Linked DNA regions of Homo sapiens: region 2 is linked to region 1. A link is a loop called in an ENCODE intact Hi-C map of the cell type or tissue named here. Cell type or tissue: adrenal gland. All regions are shown on one strand. Links, peaks and the distances in the headings refer to the core of each region. The heading gives the core; the rest is flanking DNA. Region 1 overlaps DNAH3 (dynein axonemal heavy chain 3). Region 2 overlaps ACSM3 (acyl-CoA synthetase medium chain family member 3).

Region 1 (8,000 bases), core at 1-8,000:
TAATAACAATTTTTTTCTTTTTTCTTTTTCTTCTCATTTTTTGTAGAGATGGGGTCTCACTATGTTGCCCAGGCTGGTCTCAAACTGCTAGGCTCAAGCAGTCCTCCCACCTTGGCCTCCCCAAATGCTGGGATTACAAGTGTAAGCCATTGCAACTGGTCAAAAACAAAACAAAACAAAAAGCTATTGATATGCTAATTGTACATCCATTATATGCCAGGCATTATGTTAGCCACTGTATATTATCTCACTGAATTTCCACAATCACCTTCCAGGGTATCCATTATTACCCCTGTGTCACAGGAGTTACTGTTGAGGCTTAGAAAAGTCCTGTATCATATCTAAGGTTCCACTGGCTAAGTGCAGGTTTCAGATCCTCAAAGCCTGTATGTGTTCCAATCTCCAAACGACAGGAGGCACAGCTCTAAGTTCAGGGAATTAAAGGTACGCATGACTAACATCCACATGATGGTCTGACCTTTCCCTCACTCTTCTATTTCAGGACCCCTCTTCTTACTGAATGCTGAGCAAATTGCGGAGGAGATAGGGAATATGTGGAGGACAACGTATAAACTGATCAAGACCTTGTCTGATGTGCCTGCACCCAGGCGCTTAGCAGAGAATGTGAAGATCAAGATCGATAAGTTCAAGCAGTACATTCCCATCCTCAGTATTTCCTGCAACCCAGGAATGAAAGACCGACACTGGCAGCAGGTTTCTATCAATCACTGCCCGCCCCCAAGCAGCGCAGCCCAGGCCTGGCCCTGACTGTCCTTGGGAAGGCAGGAAACATTACTAGGTCAAGCTTCTCCTTTCCGAAAGGAGACTCTATTTAAGGGCAAAGGGATAGCAAATGAGAGTGGCAAGACTTCTGAAGGAAGAGAATGAACTCCCTGCCCCCTGGACAGGTTGGCCCTTTCCTTGGAACCCCCATTGGTCGTGGTTCGTTGAGTGTTGTTCGAGCCAATGACCACAAAGGGTCTCCTTCCTGCTTCCTAAGCAGATGGGCTTTTGGAGGCCAAGAGCCTCCAAGGTGCAACAGGGATGTTCAATACAGTGAGAGGACCTTGATTTGCTCCTTGACCTAGGATACACAAAAAAGAAAGTCACATCTCTCCCTGGGGGTTGCTAATAATACCAGATGATTCCCACTTAGGATGACTTTGGTGTGGCATTTTATTGTCAAACAGGTTCAGAAATAACTTTGCACTCCTCTTTCAGCCCTTTGGGCCTACAAATTAGAAAAATAAATATTCTCCTTAAAAATAGCTGGGATTTTTATAAGGAACCAAGTGTGAGGGTGATAAGTGTGGTGTGAACACTAAGCAGAAAAAAGAAAACTCACTGTGTTTCTAAAATAATTGTCACTTCCAAGGGCTAGCAATGGCCTTGAAACATCCTTTACCAGGAGTCGCTCTGTATGGAATTAGAAGTGAAAATGGCTTTCTTTGGGAAGATTCTTCTCTGACTTGGCCTGTAATTCCCCCTCTCAGAACCACATTCAAGACCAGGCACGGTGGCTCAAGACCATAATCCTAACACTTTGAGAAGCTGAGGCAGGAGGATAGTTTGAGCCCAGCCTGGGCAACATAGTGAGACCCCCATCTCTCCCTAATTAATTAATTAATATTAGCTAGGTGTAGTGGTGCACATTTGTGGTCCAGTAACTTGGGAGGCTGAGGTGGGAGGATTGCTTGGGCCAAGGATGTCAAGGCTGCATTGAGCCATGATCGTGTCACTGCACTCCAGCCTGGGTAACGGGGGGACAAAAAAGCCACGTATAAGACTGAGGAAATTCTCTCTGAAAGGACCCAATGACAACACAGTGACAAGGAGCACTTTGTTCTCCCTAGGAAGAGAGAGGAAGACTCTCTTAATACATGAGAGAGTCAGGGTCTTTTTGTAGGGAGAAGCTACTTTCAGTTTCCCAAAAAGTCTTGAACTGGAGACCTAACCAAAGGATGGGGTGATGTATAGACAAGAGATAGGCTGTCTGAGTAGACCTCTGTTTTTCTTTTTTTTTTTTTTTTTTTTTGAGGTGGAATCTCACTGTGTCACCCAGGCTGGAGTGCAGTGACATGATCTCGGCTCACTACATTCAAGCAGTTCTCCTGCCTCAGTCTCCTGAGTAGCTGGGATTGCAGGCACGTGCCACCATGCCCTGCTAATTTTTGTATTTTTAGTAGAGATGGGGTTTCACCATGTTGGCCAGGCTGGTCTTGAACTCCTGACCTCAAGTGATCCACCCGCCTCAACCTCCCAAAGTTCTGGGATTATAGGCATGAGCCACCGTGCCTGGCTGGGATATTTTTTAATTGTAATTTTAATTAATTGATTTTTAAAATAGAGATGGGGGGGGTCTTACTATGTTGCCCAGGCTGGTCTCAAATTCCTGGCCTCAAGTGATCCTCCTGCCTTGGCCTCCTAAAGTGCTGGGATTACAGGCGTGAGCCACAGTGCCTGGCCATGACTTCTGGTTTTGAAACGCCCCAGCAGAGGGATCCGCAGAGGAGGAGTTGCTGTCAGCTGGTGCTCACGGGGTGCCTCTCTCTACGGACCCAGCCTAACTAGGACTTTGACCTGCATCGGGGGGATGGGGGGGTTAGGGAGCTTAGGTGGGACAGGTGGCCTCTGGTAGTGCCAGGTTTCTCTATGAGATGGCACTATCAAGAGTGTCCTTGTCGATGGCATTTGGAGAACATGCCGCGGGGCCGGGAAAGCCATCTGCTCCACCTGGTGCTTCCTCTATGATGCTATTCTTGTATGTGGGCACTCAGAAAATCCCAACCAGGCCAAGCGAGGTAGCTCACACCACTAATCTCAGCACTTTAGGAGGCCGAGACAGGAGGATCACTTGAGGCCAGGAGCTTGAGGCCAACCTGGGCAACATAGTGTGACCCATCTATTTAAAAAATTAATTAATTTAAATTTAAAAAATCCCAGTCAGGTGCCGTGGCTCACGCCTATAATCCCAGGACTTTGAGAGGCCGAGGCAAGTGGATCGCTTGAGCCCAGGAGTCTGAGAACCAGCCCGGGCCAACACTGCAAAACCCCATCAAGAAATACAAAAAAATTAGCCGGGCGTGGTGGCACATGCCTGTAGTCCCAGCTGCTAGGGAAGCTAAGGTGGGAGCATCACTTGAGCCTGGGAGGTTGAGGCTGCAGTGAGCTGTGATTGCGCCACTGCAGTCTAGCCTGGGCAACAGAGAAAGACCCTGTCTCAATAAATAAATAAATAAATAAATAAAGTAAAAAAATTCTAACCATAATAATAATGATGATATTGAAAATGTACTGAGTACCAGCTATGGTGCTGGGTACTGTGTTGTATACTTTATTTGGATTCTCACATTTCACCCTTAAAACAGGCCTTTGAAGTGGAGATTATTATTATCTCCATTTCACGGATTGGAAAACTGAGACTTGGAGAGATGAATTGTCAGATGGCTAGTTGGTGGTGGGAAAGGGGATTGGAATTTTTCTACACTGTTTGACTCAGCCTGGAAAAGTCAAAAAGGCAAAAAAGGTCCGGTCAGAGGAAGGGAGCGGGCAGTAGGGGGCAGTAAACCACAGTGAGAGAGGGCCGGGGAGCACAGCCCTAGGACAGTGGCTCCCAAGGAGTGAGCCCCTAAATGGAAGCCCAGTGGGCTGAGCAGTTAAGAGGCAAGTTCAGAAAGGACAAAGGCCCCTAGATACTCTCCGGACTGCCCCTAGGCAGAGCCCATTCCTCCCTGCAGTGTATGTAGGTCACACCACAGGCCGCCCTGGGGACAGCCCCAGGCCTGGGGATGTCATTCTCTGCCCTGATGCCTAACTTAGGAGATCCACTGCCACAGATGCTAGCTCTGGCAGGGGGATCTGAAGGATGAGCCATCTGTAGCACTCAAGTCTAGAAGCTGGATCTTCTGAAGCAAGGCCATGGCTGTGCTGGGGGTTCTGGTCATTTACAGAACGTAGGTAGAAAAAGTTAGAGCCTTACGTTTGGGGCACAGACTTTATAGATAACAGCAAAGGGGTTGCTACTGTGGTTTCAAACGAAATGGAAGCCACAAATCTAAAAGGCTTTTTGGATCACTACACTAAGGTGCATTTCTGATGTCCTATTTGCAATTAGTGTTATTTTGGTTATTTTTTCATCATGTGCCTATAACACTCTTGGTCTTCCAAGACCGTTATTTCAACGGTAACTACTTCTGGGTTCCTTGCTTTTGTGCTTTCTGAGTCATTATAAAAAAATCTCCTGGTCTGGCCAGGTGCAGTGGCTCACGCCTGTAATCCCAACACTTTGGGAGGCCGAGGCAGACAAATCACCTGAGGTCAGGAGTTCGAGAGCAGTCTGGCCAACATGGCGAAACCCCATTTCTACTAAAAATACAAAAATTAGCCGGGCGTGGTGCCATGCGCCTGTAATCCCAACTACTTGGGAGGCTGAGGCAGGAAAATCATTGGACCCAGGAGACAGAGGTTGCAGTGAGCCGAGATTGCGCCATGGCACTCCAGCCTGGGTGACAGAGCGAGACTCTCTCTCAAAAAAAAAAAAGTATGGAAAAAGAAAAATTTAAAAAATAATAAAAATTTAAAAAATAATAAAAATTTAACTGTTAAAAAAAAAGCAAGATGGAACAAGGTAACATTTGATCTTAGGGAGAAACTGCACTGATAGATGCCAAAACTGGCCCTCTGTGACTAGTACAAATATAACGTGAGCCATTTGTGTTAATTTTTTTTTTTTTTTGAGATGGAGTCTCACTCTGTTGCCCAGGCTGGAGTGCAGTGGTGCGATCTCGGCTGATTCCTGCCTCCACCTCCCGGTTCAAGCTGTTCTTTTGCCTCAGCCTCCCAAGTAGCTGGGATTGCAGGCACCTGCCACCGTGCCCAGCTAATTTTTGTATTTTTAGTAGAGACAGGGTTTCACCTGTTTGACAGGCTGGTCTTGAACACCTGACCTCAAGTGATCCGCCCGCCTCAGCCTCCCAAAGTGCTGGGATTACAGGAGTAAGCCACTGCACCCAGCCAATAATTTTAAAGTTTCTAGTAGCCACATTTTACAAAGTAAAAGGGACTGGGCATGATGGCTCACACCTGTAATCCCAGCATTTTTGGGAGATCAAGGTGCGAGGATTGCTTGAGTATAGGAGTTCAAGACCAGCGTGGAAAACATAGCGAGACCCCATCTCTACAAAAAAATTTTTAAAAAGAAAAAGGTTAGCCAGGCATGGTGTTGTATGCCAGTGGTCCCAGCTGCTCAGGAGGTCGAGGGAGGAGGACCACTTGAGCCTGGGAGGTCAAGGCTGCAGTGAGTCATGATCACACCACTGCACTTCAGCCTGGGCAACAAAGCAGGACCCTGTCTAATTAAAATTAGCTGGGTGTGGCGGCTCACTCCTGTAATGTGACTACTTTGGGAGGCTATGGTGGGAGGATCGCTTGAGGCCAGGAGTTTGAGACCACTTTGAGCAACACAGCAAGACCCTATCTCTACAATAAATTTAAAAATTAGCCAGGCAAGGTGGTGTGTGCCTGTGGCCCCAGCTACTGGGGAGGCTGATGTGGGAGGATTGCTTGGGCCTGGGAGGTCAAAGCAGCAGTGAGCTATGATGGCACTGTGTTGCCTGGGAGACAGAGTGAGACTGTCTCAAAAAATTTTTTTAATTTAATTTAAAAATAAATTCCTCAGTCACACTAGCCACATCTCTGGTGCTCAACAGCCACCTGCCACTCGTGGCTGTTATGCTGAGCAGTGCAGATAAAAAGAACATCTCCATCATCACAGAAGGTTCTACTGGACAGCACTGCCTCGGACAACAAACATTTGCTTTCCTCTTTTCTTTGCAGATCAGTGAGATTGTTGGCTATGAGATAAAGCCCACCGAAACGACCTGCCTCTCAAATATGCTCGAATTTGGATTCGGCAAATTCGTTGAAAAGTAAGGGCTTATCCCCTCCTTCAGATAAGGTTTTGGTCAAAGGATCTGTAAGTTCCCACAGTGATCTGATTGGCTCCATATCGGGCTGTTTGTTTTTTTTTCCTTGTGGCGTAGGGTGGCTTAAGGCTATTTAATTACCTGCAGCTACCAACTCGTATTGGTGAAGCTTCTGTTTTTTAGCTGCAGAGCTGCTGATGGGTTGTGACTAGAAAATTGAGTCATGGATTTTATTTCAAAGGGTTTTTTTTTTTTTTAATGTTCTTTGAACCTGAGCTTCAAGCCCAGCTCTCAGTGATTGGGGGCAAAACCATTCAGCCTTTCTGTGCCTCGGTTTCCTCTTCTTTAAACAAACAAAGCAACAACCGTCTCTGAGCTTTAAGATTGTGTGAAACCTGGTCCAATAAGAAGTCTCTTCTCGCCTGGGCACAGTGGCTCATGCCTGTAATTTCAGCACTCTGGGGGGCCGAGGCAGGCGGACCACTTGAGGTCAGGAGTTCAAGACCAGCCTGGCCAACATAGTGAAACCCCCGTTTCTACTAAAAATACAAAAGCTAGCCAGGCATGGTGGCACATGCCTGTAGTCCCAGCTACTCAGGAAGCTAAGGCCAGAGGATCGCTCGAACCCAGGAGGTGGAGGTTGCAGTGAGCCAAGATAGCGCCATTGCACTACAGCCTGGGTGACAGTGTGAGACTCCATCTTAATTTAAAAAAAAGAAAAAAAAAGAAGTCTTTTCTCTTGCTTTCTTCCCTTCTCCAAATTCCCCTGGAGTTTGTGTGTGAGAATTTTACCATTTGGATGCTACCTCTAGAACAGAGCTTCTCAGGACCCTACTTGCTTTTTCACACTTCCTTCAGGGCGATGGGTGGGGAGATGTTGCATTGCCTGGACTGGAGACCCTGTTAGGTGAGTGTGGCACCCAGATCTGCTGCATCAGCGTCAGCTAGGAACTAGCTAGAATGCACGTTTTCAGGCCCCACCCAACCCACATAATCAAATTCTGCAGATGGGCCCTGCAGTCTGCATTTTAACAAATCCTTCAGGTCAGCACTGTCCAAAGCAGCATCCACTGGCCACATGTGGCCATTGAGCCCCTACAGTGCAGCTAGTCTGAATTAGATGTGCTGTAAGTATAAAATACAGGCTGGATTTCGAAGACATACTACAAGAAAAAAGAATGCAAAATACCTAACAATTTTTAATACTGATTAGTATTGAAATGATAATATTTTGGATATATTGAGTCAAATACATTATTGGAACTAATTTCACCTGTGTCTTTTAATATTTTTAAAATGTGGCTACTAGAAACTTTATTTTATTTTATCTTATTTTATTTTGGAGACGGAGTCTCACTTTGTCACCCAGGCCAGAGTGCAATGGCACAATCTCGGCTCACTGCAACCTCCTCCTCCCAGGTTCAAGTGATTCTCCTGCCTCAGCTTCCCGAGTAGCTGGGGTTACAGGTGCCCGCCACCATGCCTGGCTAATTTTTGTATTTTTGGTAGAGACGGGGTTTCACCACATTGGCCAGGCTGGCCTTGAACTCCTGACCTCAGGTGATCTGCCCACCTCGGCCTCCCAAAGTGCTGGGATTACAGGCGAGAAACTTTAAAATTACATATGTGGCTCACTCTATATTTCTAATGGACAGCACTGCTCCAGGCGATTCTGATACATGAAAGGCTGAGAATTCCCCACTCATACTGCACCAGAGCAGGTCTAATTTAAGGCACTTCCCAGCTCCTGAATCTTTCTGCCACCTGAATACTGTGATGCCTCTCCAATACCACCACTATGTTCCTCATTAACGAGCAGGCCTAGAGACGCAAATGTTTTTTATCAGGTTTAGGATAAAAACCCTTAGGTTTTTTGGCCAAAGGGCCTCACTTTCCCCCAGTAAGATGTTTCCAAGAGACACTAGCTATTGAACACTTATGCTGCACTCAGCATTTTATATACCTGAACCCTTTTTATTTATTTATTTATTTTTTATTTTTTGAGACAGAGTCTCACTCTGTGTCCCAGGCTGGAGTGCAATGGTGCAATCTCAGCGGTGCAATCTCAGCTCACTG
Region 2 (13,084 bases), core at 2,054-10,053, 280 kb after region 1:
AACAGGCTATGACCTAATGTTTGATTGGACCAGTATAAGCATGCCAGGGCAAATATTTAGGCTAAATTGTGGGAGCTAAGAACATAAAGTACATTGATTTCTTTATTATATCTAGCAGATATTTAAGAATGTTAGCACAGGTCTTTGAATAAATTTTGCTCTAAGAGAAGTTACTATTTATTCCTAATTAGACGGGGAAGGAAGTCTTTGAAGAGGAACCTCTACTTTTTACAAACCCATTTTCTAGTGATCTTTTTTTTTTTTTTTGAGACGGAGTTTTGTTGCCTAGGCTAGAGTGCAGTGGTGCGATCTCGGCTTACCATAACCTCTGCCTCCCGGGTTCAAGTCATTCTCCTGCCTCAGCCTCCCAAGTAGCTGGGATTACAGGCATGCACCACCACACCCAGCTAATTTTGTATTTTTAGTAGAAATGGGGTTTCTCTATGTTGGTCAGACTGTTCTCGAACTCCCGACCTCAGGTGATCCACCCGCCTCAACCTCCCAAAGTGCTGGGGTTACAGGTGTGAGCCACGGTGCCTGGCCTAGTGATCCTTTTAATTCACAATATGAATTATTGTGTCCTCCCTGATTCCTGGATGCGCTGTGCATATTTCTGATTACTAGAAAGATGTAATATAATAGCAAATAGCATGAGCTTCAGAATTGGACAGTCTTGGGTTCACATACCAAAGCTATGTTCTTTGGCAAATTAAGAATCAGTTTTCTCATCCATAAAATATAGGTAGGAAAAGTTTCTAGCTACTACACTTGTTGAGGATTAAAGGAGGCCATCATCTTAGTTTAATTTTAGTACCTGCTATGTAGTAAGCAGTCAATAAATGATATTTATTATTCCCAAATCCTGGCACTTCCCACTCTTAGCAAACACAGAAAACTACAGGAGGTGTCTGCCTAGTTAAAACTCTACCTGCTAATACCAAGTAGTTTGTTTTACTTGCACTTAAGACCTCAGTAAGCTCTTCTCTTTTTTTCTTATTTTATTTTATTTATTTATTTTTTTGAGACAGGGTCTCGCTCTGTTGCCCATGCTGGAGTGCAGTGGCATGATCTCGGCTCACTGCAGTCTCCACCTCCCGGGCTCAAGCAATCCTCCCACCTTAGCCTCCTGAGTAGTTGGGACTACAGGTATGCACCATCACGCCCCAGCTAGGTTTTATAATTTTTGTAGAGACGGGGTTTCACCATGTTGCTCAGGCTGGTCTCGAACTCCGGAGCTCAAGCAATCCACCTGCCTTGGCCTCCCAAAGTGCTGGGATTACAGGCATGAGCCACTTTACCTGGCCCTATCTTTTGTTTCTTTACCCAGATTTTTAAACTGGAAGACTGAACCATGTCCTACATTGTCTTGTCTTCTTAAAACTGCACTGTACACATAGCAAGAGCTTAAAAAATGCAGGGGGAAAAATAAGATTTTCAGTGCATTTTTACCTCTACAATCAAATGATTGTAGGAACTCAAATGAGTTACTCAGTATTACTGTAAAACAAGGGTAACATAAAATTAGTGTAAATTGGCTGGACACAGTGGCTCAGGCCTGTAATCCCAGCACTTTGAGGGGCTGAGGTGGGAGGATTGCTGGAGCTCAGGAGTTCGAGATGAGCCTGGGTAACATAGTGAGGCCCTGCCTTCAAAAAAAAAAAAAAATTAAAACTAATGGGCCGTGGTGGCATGCATCTGTAGTCTTAGTCAGGAGACTGTGGTGGGAGGATTGCTTGAGCCCAGGAGATTAAGGCTGTAGTGAGTGGTGATCATACCACTGCACTGCAACCTACGTGACAGAGCAAGACCCTGTCTCAAAAACAAAACCAACAAATTAGCCTAATTTGCAAATATGTACTTTCGAGGCCTGTGCAGGTAAAGCCAAAGTCCAGTTCGATTTCCCCTCAGTCACAATAAATAATGAGATTGTTGCCCAGTACCATTAGTTTGGTAGCCTACTCAAACAGGAGTGTGAATGAGTTCATTGATCATATTTGGATTGCTTCACATTTTTAGGCAGCTTGGATTAATTAGGAGAAAGTCAATTGCGCCAGCAAATGGAAATCTCGGAAGAAGCAAATCCAGTGAGTAGTATGCTTAGTTTCTTTGCATTTTGTAGCCTTGCATTTTCAGCACTGGTAAAGCATAAGAACAACTTGATCTTTTGCAGAGCAGTTGTTTGACTACTTAATTGTCATTGATTTTGAATCGACATGCTGGAATGATGGGAAGCACCACCATAGCCAGGAAATAAGTAAGTCTGGGCTACGAATGGCCAAAGCTGGCACTAGATGAGTCACTTTAAAGTTTATAGATCTGAATCAGCCAAAAGTTTAAGAAAACAGGATGGTCTATGCATTGGTAGTTTAATGCAAAACTTATGTTGAATAAAAAAGAGCAAAATCTCAAATACCTAAATGTGTTATTATATAAAATAGTTGTTTTATATTACATACAACACCTCAATGGCATAGAAACTGAAAAAAATGCCTTTGCAAAAAAAGTAAATTTTATATTCCATATGGTTTTTATATTTATTTAATTATATTGTTTTCTTTTAAGACAACATGCTCATAACTTCAATATTTTGACTTTAGCATAACTTTATTATAACCTTTATGTCACACTGCTTTGGTCATTTTAGTATGCTTTTACTGAAAACTGGTTGTTTAATTAAAATGGTAACATGTTTAATTTAGGATGATTACAGGATTAATTTAAAAATTATTTATTCAACTGTCAATTGATTATTCTTTCATTTAGTTGAGTTTCCAGCAGTGTTGCTGAACACATCAACTGGACAGATTGACTCTGAGTTCCAGGCTTATGTTCAACCTCAGGAACATCCAATTCTTTCAGAATTTTGCATGGAATTGACAGGCATAAAGCAGGTATGATGCAAATCTTAAAATTCAGAAGTCAGTTTCAAAAAGAAAATAAAAGTTATTATACCATTTGAAATTAGATTTATTTAGTGTTAGGCATGATGGCTTATGCCTGTAATCCCAGCACTTTGCAGGCTGATGTTCGAGAATTGCTTGAGGCCAGGAGTTTGAGACCAACCTAGACAACATAGTGAGAACCCCATCTCTAAAAAAAAAAAAAAAAAAAATTTAAATTAGCCTGACTTGGTGGCATGTGTCTGTAGTCCCAGCTTCTTGGGAGGCTGAGGCTGAGGTGGGAGGACCACTTGAGCCCAGGAGTTTGAGGCTGCAGGGAGGTATAATCTCAGTCTATCCTGGGTGACAGACTTTGTCTCTGAAAATAAATGAATAAATAAGTAAATAAATAAATAAGATTAGTGTTATTCCAGATTCAGGACTCGATTTATGTATTTATTTATTTATTTTTCAGACAAAGGCATGCTCTGTTGGCCAGGCTGGAGTAAGGTGGCGGGGCTCACTGCAACCTCTGCTTCCTGGGTTCAGGCGATTCTCATGCCTCAGCTTCCTGAGTAACTGGGACTATAGGTACACACCACCACATCTGGCTAATTTTTATATTTTTAATAGAGACAGGGTTTCACTATGTTGGCCAGGCTGGTCTCGAACTCCTGACCTCAAGTGATCTGCCCACCTTGGCCTCCCGAGGTGCTGGGATTACAGGCGTGAGTCACCTCAGGACTCGATTTAAAAAGCAAAGGAACATACCTGTAATCTCAGTACTTTGGGAGGCCAAGGTGGGTGGATCATCTGAGGTCAGGAGTTCGAGACCAGCCTGGCCAACTTGGCAAAACCCCGTCTCTACTAAAAATACAAAAATTAGCCAGGCATGGTGTTACACACCTGTGATTCCCACTACTTGGGAGGCTGAGGCAGGAGACTCACTTGAACCCAGGAGGTGGAGGTTGCAGTGAGCTGAGATCATGCCACTGCACTCCACCCTGGGCAACAAAGCAAGACCTCGTCTCAAAAAAAAATAAATTTTAAAAATTAAATAAATACACAGCAAAGGAAGAATAATGTTATAAAAATGAGGATCAAATTGATTTTATGGAAATTAAGTGACTCAAATTTGTCTATGATTTATGTCAGTCTGGACTTAATGATCATATTTCTGTGTGATTTTAGTTTTTATCAACCTAATCTTTCTTACCTTGGTGGGTTCTAAATATTCTTTCTTTCCCACGTGTTTTTACCTCTTTCCACTAAATAAACTCTTTGCCAGTTAGAACCACTTTGTTATGTCTTCCCACAGTACACTGTGTTTTCATGACTTGGCATTTCTGATTCTTTTAAAACCATTAATCTTTCTCCACAGTTATAAAACATGCTAAATAATAATGGAATTTGATTGTTGAATTCAGCTTTTGTGACTCTCTACTCAGGCTCAAGTTGATGAAGGAGTCCCTCTGAAGATTTGCTTATCTCAGTTCTGTAAATGGATTCATAAGATTCAGCAACAGAAGAACATTATTTTTGCTACTGGGATTTCAGAGCCTTCTGCTTCTGAAGTAAAATTATGTGCATTTGTTACTTGGTCAGGTAAAGAATAAGTTATACCTATTAATCACAGATGGGTAGCATTACCACTATGTAATTCTTTATTTCTAGTTTTATACTTGCTAACCTAGAATTATGTTTGTTAATCTTCTGGGCTAGGAAAAAAAATTTAAATGCCTAGCAGATGTTAGCCAAGAAAAGTAAATTAATACATATTTTTTAAATTAACCTTTTGGGATACCTTAAAATATTAAGCCTGAACTTAAAAAAATGTTTCTAGAGTTCCACTGTTAAGAATTAAGCAAAGATGATTTAGTGAACACTCTTATGCTATTTTCTACAGTCTTCATCAGCTCAACATCCTTTGCTTTTATGCTTTGACACTTAAAAGAAAAAAAAAATGAGCCATTTAAAGTAGGTTTTTTGTATGACTGTGTTAGAGCATTGCTGTTAATAGTCATTAATAGCAATACTGTGTCATTGATAAGATAGCATTGATAGTCATATTTGGTTTCCAGTTACTATAAAATGTTTGGTTTCTCAATAACATTAATATTTTCCTAGAATATAGAAAATATAGTCCTTGTAATTTAACATGTTACTCTTCTTTCTGAAATAAGGTTTTACTGGGTGTTTAAGAAATCATTTTGAAATTTAGTCATCAACCTAACTTGTTAATAGTAAGTTATATAAAGTGAATAATTTTTAGATATTAGCAGAGCAATGAAATCATACTGTTCTATTTTATATGATCTTCTAGCATTCTATTTGTAAATGGTGGCAGCATAAGTAAAAAATGCTGGCATCATTGACTTTGTTCTATTTTAATGTACCTAATGCAGACTGGGACTTGGGGGTTTGCCTGGAGTATGAGTGTAAAAGAAAGCAGCTGTTAAAACCTGTGTTTTTAAATTCTTGGATTGATCTCAGAGCAACTTACAAGGTAATGGTAAAAAATGGGGGCATGTTTACTTTTTTCTATGGAAAAATGATTAACTTTTATCCTACACATGGGCATGGGTTTCTGCAAAGAAGATACTTTCTTTTGTACTGGTCACATAAATGCATTTCTTAAAGTATTTAAAAACAACACACAAAAAATAAGCACATTCTAAATCTAATAGAACTAAAAATTATGAAAAGTGTTTAATACATAGTCTTTAAAATAGTAATCTTCTTTTAAATATATCTTTTTTTATTGGTTAGCTTTTCTATAGGAGAAAACCAAAAGGACTAAGTGGTGCCTTGCAGGAAGTAGGAATAGAATTCTCAGGACGAGAACATTCTGGTTAGTATACATTAAAAATTATGTAAGCCATTTGACTTTTAAAAAATACTTCATATGAATTTCATTTTTTGGTAATGTCATTAGTAAGGGATATCTTCAGCCTAAAAAAAAAAAACTCCTAATCTAAACAATTCACATTGTTTCTAAGACTTTCAAATTACCACTTTCATAAACTATTGTAAGATACACTGCCATCTAGTGGCTTTCTAGTTGCTAAGAAGAATGAAAAGAATGAGCCAAATCAAATGGAGATTAAACAAGTGCTCAAATAATAGAATGGACTAGTGAAAAAACTGAACAAGACTATTAGATTATTCACAAATCCTGGTTCCTGCAGAACGCTGGCCACATTTTGGGGAACTGTCTAATACATTTTCATATCCTCCTCTATAAATGTGGACGAGCTTGTCTTTCACTGGTAATGCTGCCATAGCCTTCCACTTCCAAGACCAGTTTATCATGATTAAAATTAGTAGATGGTCATAAAACTAAAACTGTGTTCCAATTTCTACACAAGTGGTGTTTTTCTTTTTAAGTTATTTCTTTAGTACTAAGGAAATAGTACTAGTACCACTAAATTCAGTGTTTGATATCTGTATCCTCAGGGTTGGACGATTCTCGGAATACTGCCCTTCTTGCTTGGAAAATGATCAGAGATGGTTGTGTAATGAAAATTACAAGGTCGTTGAACAAGGTTAGTAGTGTCTTGCCTTTTTATTCTGTCATCTCAAACTTCATAAACAGTCATACGTTCTTTGAAACGTAGATTTAATGTGTGCAGTCATTTATAAATCAATGACATTTCTCTTTTTTGTCATAAAACTGTATACTGAAGAAATTAACGAATGCACAGTTTCTAAAGCTGTTGCATTTGTCTGTGGAATCATAGGTTCCCACTAAGAAGAATTTCAGCATTCTGGCCAGAAATTTGAATACAATTCAAGTTGAAGAAATGTCTGCCTGTAACATTAGCATCCAGGGTCCCAGCATATATAATAAGGAGCCTAAAAATATAATAAATCCTCATGAAAAAGTTCAAATGAAGTCAATTTGTGCAAATTCTCCTATAAAGGCACAACAGGATCAATTACAAGTAAAAAACAATATAAAAGCAAGTCTTCACAATGTCAAAAGTTCCTTACCTCTTTTTAATACTAAGTCCTCTACTTCTGTGGGGCAGTTGCAGTCTCCTACCTTGAATTCACCTATCTATATGCAAAAGCAAGGAAAAAATGAACATCTTGCATTTAATACCAAATCTAAGGCTTCAACAGTTGGTTCAGAATTGGTACTTGTTTCTACCACCGTTCCAACTGTTCATCATGTTTCTGATTTGGAAATGAGCTCTACTCTGGACTGTTTACCTGTGTTGGCTGATTGGGAGGATGTGGTTTTACTGCCAGCATCTCAGCCTGAGGAAAACGTAGACTGTACAGTTCCCATTAGTGACTCAGACTTAGAGATTTCATTTAATTCTGGAGAAAGATTAATGGTTTTGAAAGAATTGGAAATGTCAAGTCATGAAAACTTTGGAGACATAGAGGAAACTCCTCAAAAATCTGAGACTTCTAAGTCTATTGTGTACAAGAGTCCTCACACTACTATTTATAATGTAAAAGAAGCCAAAGATCCAGGTTCAGATATTTCTGCCTTTAAGTTACCTGAACACAAATCAAGTACCTTCAACAGAGTTAATGCCAATATGTCTCATCCTTTAGTTTTGGGGAAACATCCTCTTCTTTCAGGTGGTACCAAAAGGAATCCATGCAGTCCCCAAGCTTTCCCACCAGCAAAAAAACAACCCTTCACTATTCATGAAGAAAAGCCTACATCATCTGATTGCTCCCCAGTAAGAAGTTCTTCCTGGAGGCGTCTCCCATCTATATTAACTTCTACAGTTAACCTACAAGAGCCATGGAAGAGTGGGAAAATGACACCTCCATTATGCAAGTGTGGTCGGAGATCTAAGAGACTTGTTGTTTCTAATAATGGACCGAACCATGGAAAAGTCTTCTATTGTTGCCCTATCGGGAAATACCAAGAAAACAGAAAATGTTGTGGTTATTTCAAATGGGAACAAACACTTCAAAAGGAAAGAGCCAACAGCATGGTTCCATCTCATTCCACAGGGGGACTCACTTTTAGTTCTCCAGAAACAAGCCATATTTGTGACAGAAATTTAAGTATTTCCACCAAAAATTCTTTGAGACTCAGGCCTTCAATGAGGAATTGATAACCTTTCATGTATGAATCCTAATTGTTCCTTGAATTTCCAAACATGAGTATTCTGATAACATCTTACACTATTTTATTTTTATTTTATATATTAATGTTTACTGCATTTACCATACTTTCTTCAGGAACCACAAGTGTAATCTTTTGTAAACAGTATTTATTAGATTACATATAATAAGCAACAATAGTATATGATCCTTCTTTTATAGTTAGACCTTGAAACAAGTCTAAACTATTTTTAAATTATTTGCAAAAAATGTGACTAATAAAAATCCCTAGTCTATTTTCAGGTAGATTCTTGTACTTTGAGATTATCATAATCTTCTAACTGATATTTTATATTTTTCTAAAAACTTTTATAAGTTCTTTAGTTTTATTTCAGGCTTGAACATTGGTTCTGATTTGTATATCAACATATCAGAAGAATTAGTCAACTAAAGTTTGAAAACCTATGTAGCAGAGATCTGGTTCAGAAACTGCTTCTATACTATACATTTAAAAATTAATCAGCAATTGATGGTATTATTTTTATATTAAGAAATGATAGGAACATTGACACTAATGTGGAGGAATTTGCCAAATATTTTATTTCAAAATTTAGCCTCTGATATCATAACCACAAGATATTTTAAATCAACAGTTTCTAAGCATACTACCACAGTTTTTATGACCTCTCCATCATCTTGTGGTTTCTAGAGATTGACAGATACTATGTTTGTTTTATAGATATGGTAATTAATGAAACAACTTTAAATTGTCTTCCATTCTTTCTTCCTCAGTTCATTTCTTTTTGTCTTCCCACTGATAGTCTTTGGCAGCTCTTGAATAAATTCTACCTGTTGGCATCAAGGGGAAGAAAATTAGCCTGGAAATTTTTATCTTTACATAAAGCCAATTATATAGCAGTTTGATTATGAATTCTAGGTGGAAGAATTAGAATAGTCTTTGGAATGGGTTTTGGGTAACAGCCAAAATAGGGAAAAGGGTATTGTTAGGAAAGTTGTCTTGATATTAAGTATTTACTGTGAGTCCAGTAAGCCAAAGGACCAAACAAAATAGGTTCAGGGTTTCATTTTAATCTCAAAGATTCTGATTCTTACCCATATGTCATCAGTTCAGTTTGGGACATGTGGTGCAGCATGTGTGAAGAAAATATTCATTAAAATGTAAAAATAAACACTTGAAATTGTCCACAACACTGAGCAAATATTCGTTATAATTAGGATGCCTACCTTTCTGGGATATTTGTAAGGTGCTGTAGTTTTTTTAACATGCTCCTGAATCTCCTTTATTAGTTGTTCTTGATCATGTGACTTGTAATCAGGATTTAGAACGACAAAAGCCTTTACTACCTAAAATAAATATTTGAAACACCAGGAAAATGAGTTATGCATTTGTATGTTTTAGTATGTCTTGTTTGCTTGCTCTGAGAATCTACATGCCTGGTGGGGTGGGCCAGTGTGTTTTAATAAAGTTTGATCCCAGCTCTGTGCTCTTAAGCCAGCCACTTCCTGGTCTGTACCTAATACAGGAGAGCTTCTGGGACCCCTGTAACAACCCAGCCTCATCCAGCCTAGCCCTCAGCATGGGGGATTACTTATAAACAGTAGTCACGCTGAGTTTGCCATGTCTTTGTTGAAGGGAACAGTTCACAGAGAACATGCAGTCTTTATACAAGGCTGTGAAGATTCCAGCAGCTATTTTTTTGTTGCTCTGATCCATTTCCATGGCCCTGAGGAACAAGAGTGGAAATCATGGTGGCCTTTAACTGGCAGAAGCCAAGAAAGATGTTATTACTTTATGCTTACAAATCCTCTTCTCCAAATTTTATCCTTCCTAGAAATGTTTTTGAAAACTCTGCCTAGTTTTTGGACCTGTAATGGAGAAGACAGAAAGATAGGCCATCCCTCATAGCCCCCTTTAAAAGTAAATTTGGAGTCCTGTCATTTTCTCTCCTAGGGCACTACCAGGACTGCCATTTACTGCCTTCCCTAGAGGCATGAGTCTAGGTGCATCAACTAGTATGTACCTCCAACGCCAGATTACCAGCCCGGAGCTGGCTATGGAATGATGCTTCCCTGTAGGCACAGTTCCAGGAGAGTCCCCTGAAGCTTTTTTATGATTAAGTATCCTGCACTTAGGTGCCTGAAATCTTATTAAATTCAAGGATTCGTTTGTCCAGCTTAAAGATAAGCTGGCAACATTTCCTATCCACTTTGATCTGGGAGTAAAGATTTCATTGAAAAGGAATTATTTGAAACAACAAATTACCAGGACAGCCATTTGGTGAGAAACAAAGACTTGAAGTTATAATTTTTTCACATATTGAAAACTGTTCACCAGTGGGCAGTTTTACATTGTATGAACAATTACCCATTTTTGTCTTTACCCAAAACCCTTGTGGCCAGGCACAGTGGGTCACGCCTGTACTGCCAACATTTGGGAGGCCGAGGTGGGAGGATTGCTTGAGCCCAGGAGTTCGAGAGCAGACTGGGCAACATAGTGAGACTTTGTCTCTAAGAAAAAAAACAACAACAACACTTGAACATTTTTAATTTACATGTGCCATGCGGCAGTTGTGAACCCTTGTGTGTGTGTGTGTCTATGGATATAATTTTGTTCCATTCACTTTTTGACATTTTATAAAATGCATTTGTAGTTATGCTAGCTCTGCTGCATTAACATTTTTACAAATTAAAAAATTATGCTTGTTGTAAGTGAGTCATTCAAAGGTAAATTATTTTAAAAACTGCAATACTGGTTCACATATTGACGATTTCTACAACTTGGATAGTCTCTTTTATCTTTTTAAACTACTGCAGAAAATGTTAAATTAACAAGGAACAACCTAACATGGGTAAGAGTATGAACTCTGAAGTCAGAACAGCTGGGTTCAAGTCACAGTTTGTTGTGTAATGTTGGACAAGTTAGGTAATCTCTTTGTGCCTCAGTTTCCTTCTCTGTAAAAGAGATTATGATGATTAAATGAATTAGCATAGATGTATAATGCCTGGCACATAGTAAGTCATCAAAAACATTAGCTCTTAGTTGTAGTCTTAGAATTACAAGAAGTTTGGGTCTTATTTTTTAACCCAGAATCCATAAGTGGGCTTCAAATCTCTATGAAATTCTATGCAAAATCTTGTATTTTTCTGAGAAAAGTCTATGGCTGTGCCATTCAATATGATAGCTGCTAGCCACGTGTGTCTATTTCAATTTAAATCAATTAAAATTAAATAAGATTAAATACTCTCAGTCACACTAGCCACATTTCAAGTGATTGATAGCCATGCATGGCTATCGCATTGGATGGTGCAAATATAGAACATTTCCATCACTGCATAAGTCTTAACAGTGGCCTATGGTTTTCTTCACATTCTCAAAGAGATATGTGATCCCAAAAATTTAAGAACCTAGTGATCTAGACACATATTCCACAAGTCTTTCACATTCCAATGTTAAAATGGTATTTCAAATCCAAATATTCTTTTTAATCAATTCTGGAACTTGCTACCCAATTACCCTGCCTGGCAGGACCCAGCCTAGAGAAGGACCTAACCCAGGTAGAATAGGCCTGGCAGCAGAAAGGGAGGCATGGAGCACATGGCCGTTTTGTTCATGGATACCTCGTTTGAGATACCCACTCACATCTTCTACTAGGAAATGCTGCAGCCTACCACTGTTGGAAAACTGGCCACACTTTCCCCCTCACTCTGACTAATCCAAGCCCTATGCCAAGCCCCCGGAGCTGTGAGGGGACCACAACCCACTTATAGACCTTTCCTATATTGTACGCTAGGATATCAGGTGGCTGCCAAGCTAACCCTGTTCCGAAAGGCTCAGCTACCATCCTGTCCCTAGTAAGCACCTGTCTAGGTGGGTAAAACTGATGATGACTAATGGTAGGGGAGAAGTACAGGAAGAGCTAAGACTCGTGAAACCTTGCCGATGATGTTCAGAGCAAAGAGACAAGCCAATAATCACTGACTGTTTTCCCTGCCCTCAGCTGCCTGGAATATACCCTTTCACAGTAAATAGCGATTGTCATCCTAGCAACTTGACAAACTACCAATTCCCAGCCACTGGGCTATATCTGGAACAACTTTGGGCCATCCAGGAGGACTTAACAGGGTATCTTCTGGCATCAAAGATCAGTTAGGGGAATCAGTCCTGGGGGGAGATCCACCCTCCACTGTAACATGCACATCTCCTATTTTTACCTTAAACTTTTTTATTTTTATTTTTATTTTTTTGAGGCGGAGTCTTGTTCTGTTAGCCAGGCTGGAGCACAGTGGCACGATCTTGGCTCACTGTAACCTCCCCGTCCCGGGTCCAAGTGATTCTTCTGCCTCAGATTCCCAAGTAGCAGGGATTACAGGCGTGTGCCACCATGCCTGGCTAATTTTTGTATTTTTAGTGGAGACAGGGTTTCACCATGTTGACCAGGCTTGTCTCAAACTCCTGACCTCAGGTGATCCACCCACCTCAGCCTCCCAAAGTGCTAGGATTACAGGTGTGAGCCACTGTGCCTGGCCTGCCTTAAACTTCAGGACCTATTTCATCCCCTGAGATTGGATACCTTCTAACTCTGCCCTGTGCCCTGTGCTTGAAGCCCTATACCTAGGATTTGAGATAAGGAGCTTGAATACATGGTACAGAAAGTTCTGGATTTGTATTGACATCAGTGTCATCTTCAAAACTTGGATTCAGTGTTAGAAGGGATATGGCTTGAAGAAATACTTGTGAGAACTTGTAACTCAGCTAGAGAAACCCTAGGGGCATGTTGTAGACACACAGGCAAAACGCAGGAGGCTGCCTGGCATGGTACTTTTAAGCCAAAATACTGTGTGGTCAGCCCCAATAGGAATGGGCTTTCAGGACACCTGTGTTATTCAGAGTTTATTTCCTGAAATCTCTACTTATTTACCTACCAAGACTGCTTATGGTTACCTCAGTTCCAGCCTCTGGTTCCCACTTCTGACATCTGATGCCAGCCCATTCTCCTTCACTACACCAGGGACCTCGTTGGTTTCCAGACCTTCTGGGTAACAATTTGATCCCATCCAGCTGACTTCTGTCACCCCATCCTGACGTGAGCCTGGGTTACTGGCATTCACAC

Evidence for each region. Peaks named below come from ENCODE experiments on the same cell type or tissue, not always from the same donor. Only the 100,000 strongest peaks of a DNase experiment are listed, where the experiment ranks them.
Region 2: a loop joins it to region 1, with 6 times the contacts of the local background. A loop is called at or near these places in 51 of 110 quality-filtered maps.

What each region holds. Positions count from the first base shown.
Region 1 is chr16:21,079,563-21,087,562 of GRCh38, reverse strand. DNAH3 (dynein axonemal heavy chain 3) reads left to right here. Exons shown (of 62, transcript NM_001347886.2): 19 at 503-714; 20 at 5,836-5,927. Among named protein-coding and RNA genes, the nearest start is that of DNAH3, 67 kb to the left of the region's middle. In adrenal gland, for the core only: a CTCF peak has its summit at 3,544 (motif pointing right); DNase peaks (open chromatin) are centred at 3,742 and 5,760.
Region 2 is chr16:20,792,603-20,805,686 of GRCh38, reverse strand. It overlaps ACSM3 (acyl-CoA synthetase medium chain family member 3), which reads right to left. Exons shown (of 14, transcript NM_005622.4): 13 at 9,198-9,317; 14 at 8,106-8,801. The coding sequence ends at 8,715. ERI2 (ERI1 exoribonuclease family member 2) reads left to right here. Exons shown (of 9, transcript NM_001142725.2): 2 at 2,017-2,084; 3 at 2,171-2,254; 4 at 2,764-2,891; 5 at 4,328-4,484; 6 at 5,285-5,385; 7 at 5,649-5,730; 8 at 6,336-6,424; 9 at 6,620-9,347. The coding sequence ends at 7,963. Among named protein-coding and RNA genes, the nearest start is that of ERI2, 7.3 kb to the left of the region's middle. RefSeq lists an enhancer at 1-19. In adrenal gland, for the core only: CTCF peaks have their summits at 5,744 and 5,947 (motif pointing left); no DNase peak of the experiment used is centred there; H3K27ac peaks cover 467 bases.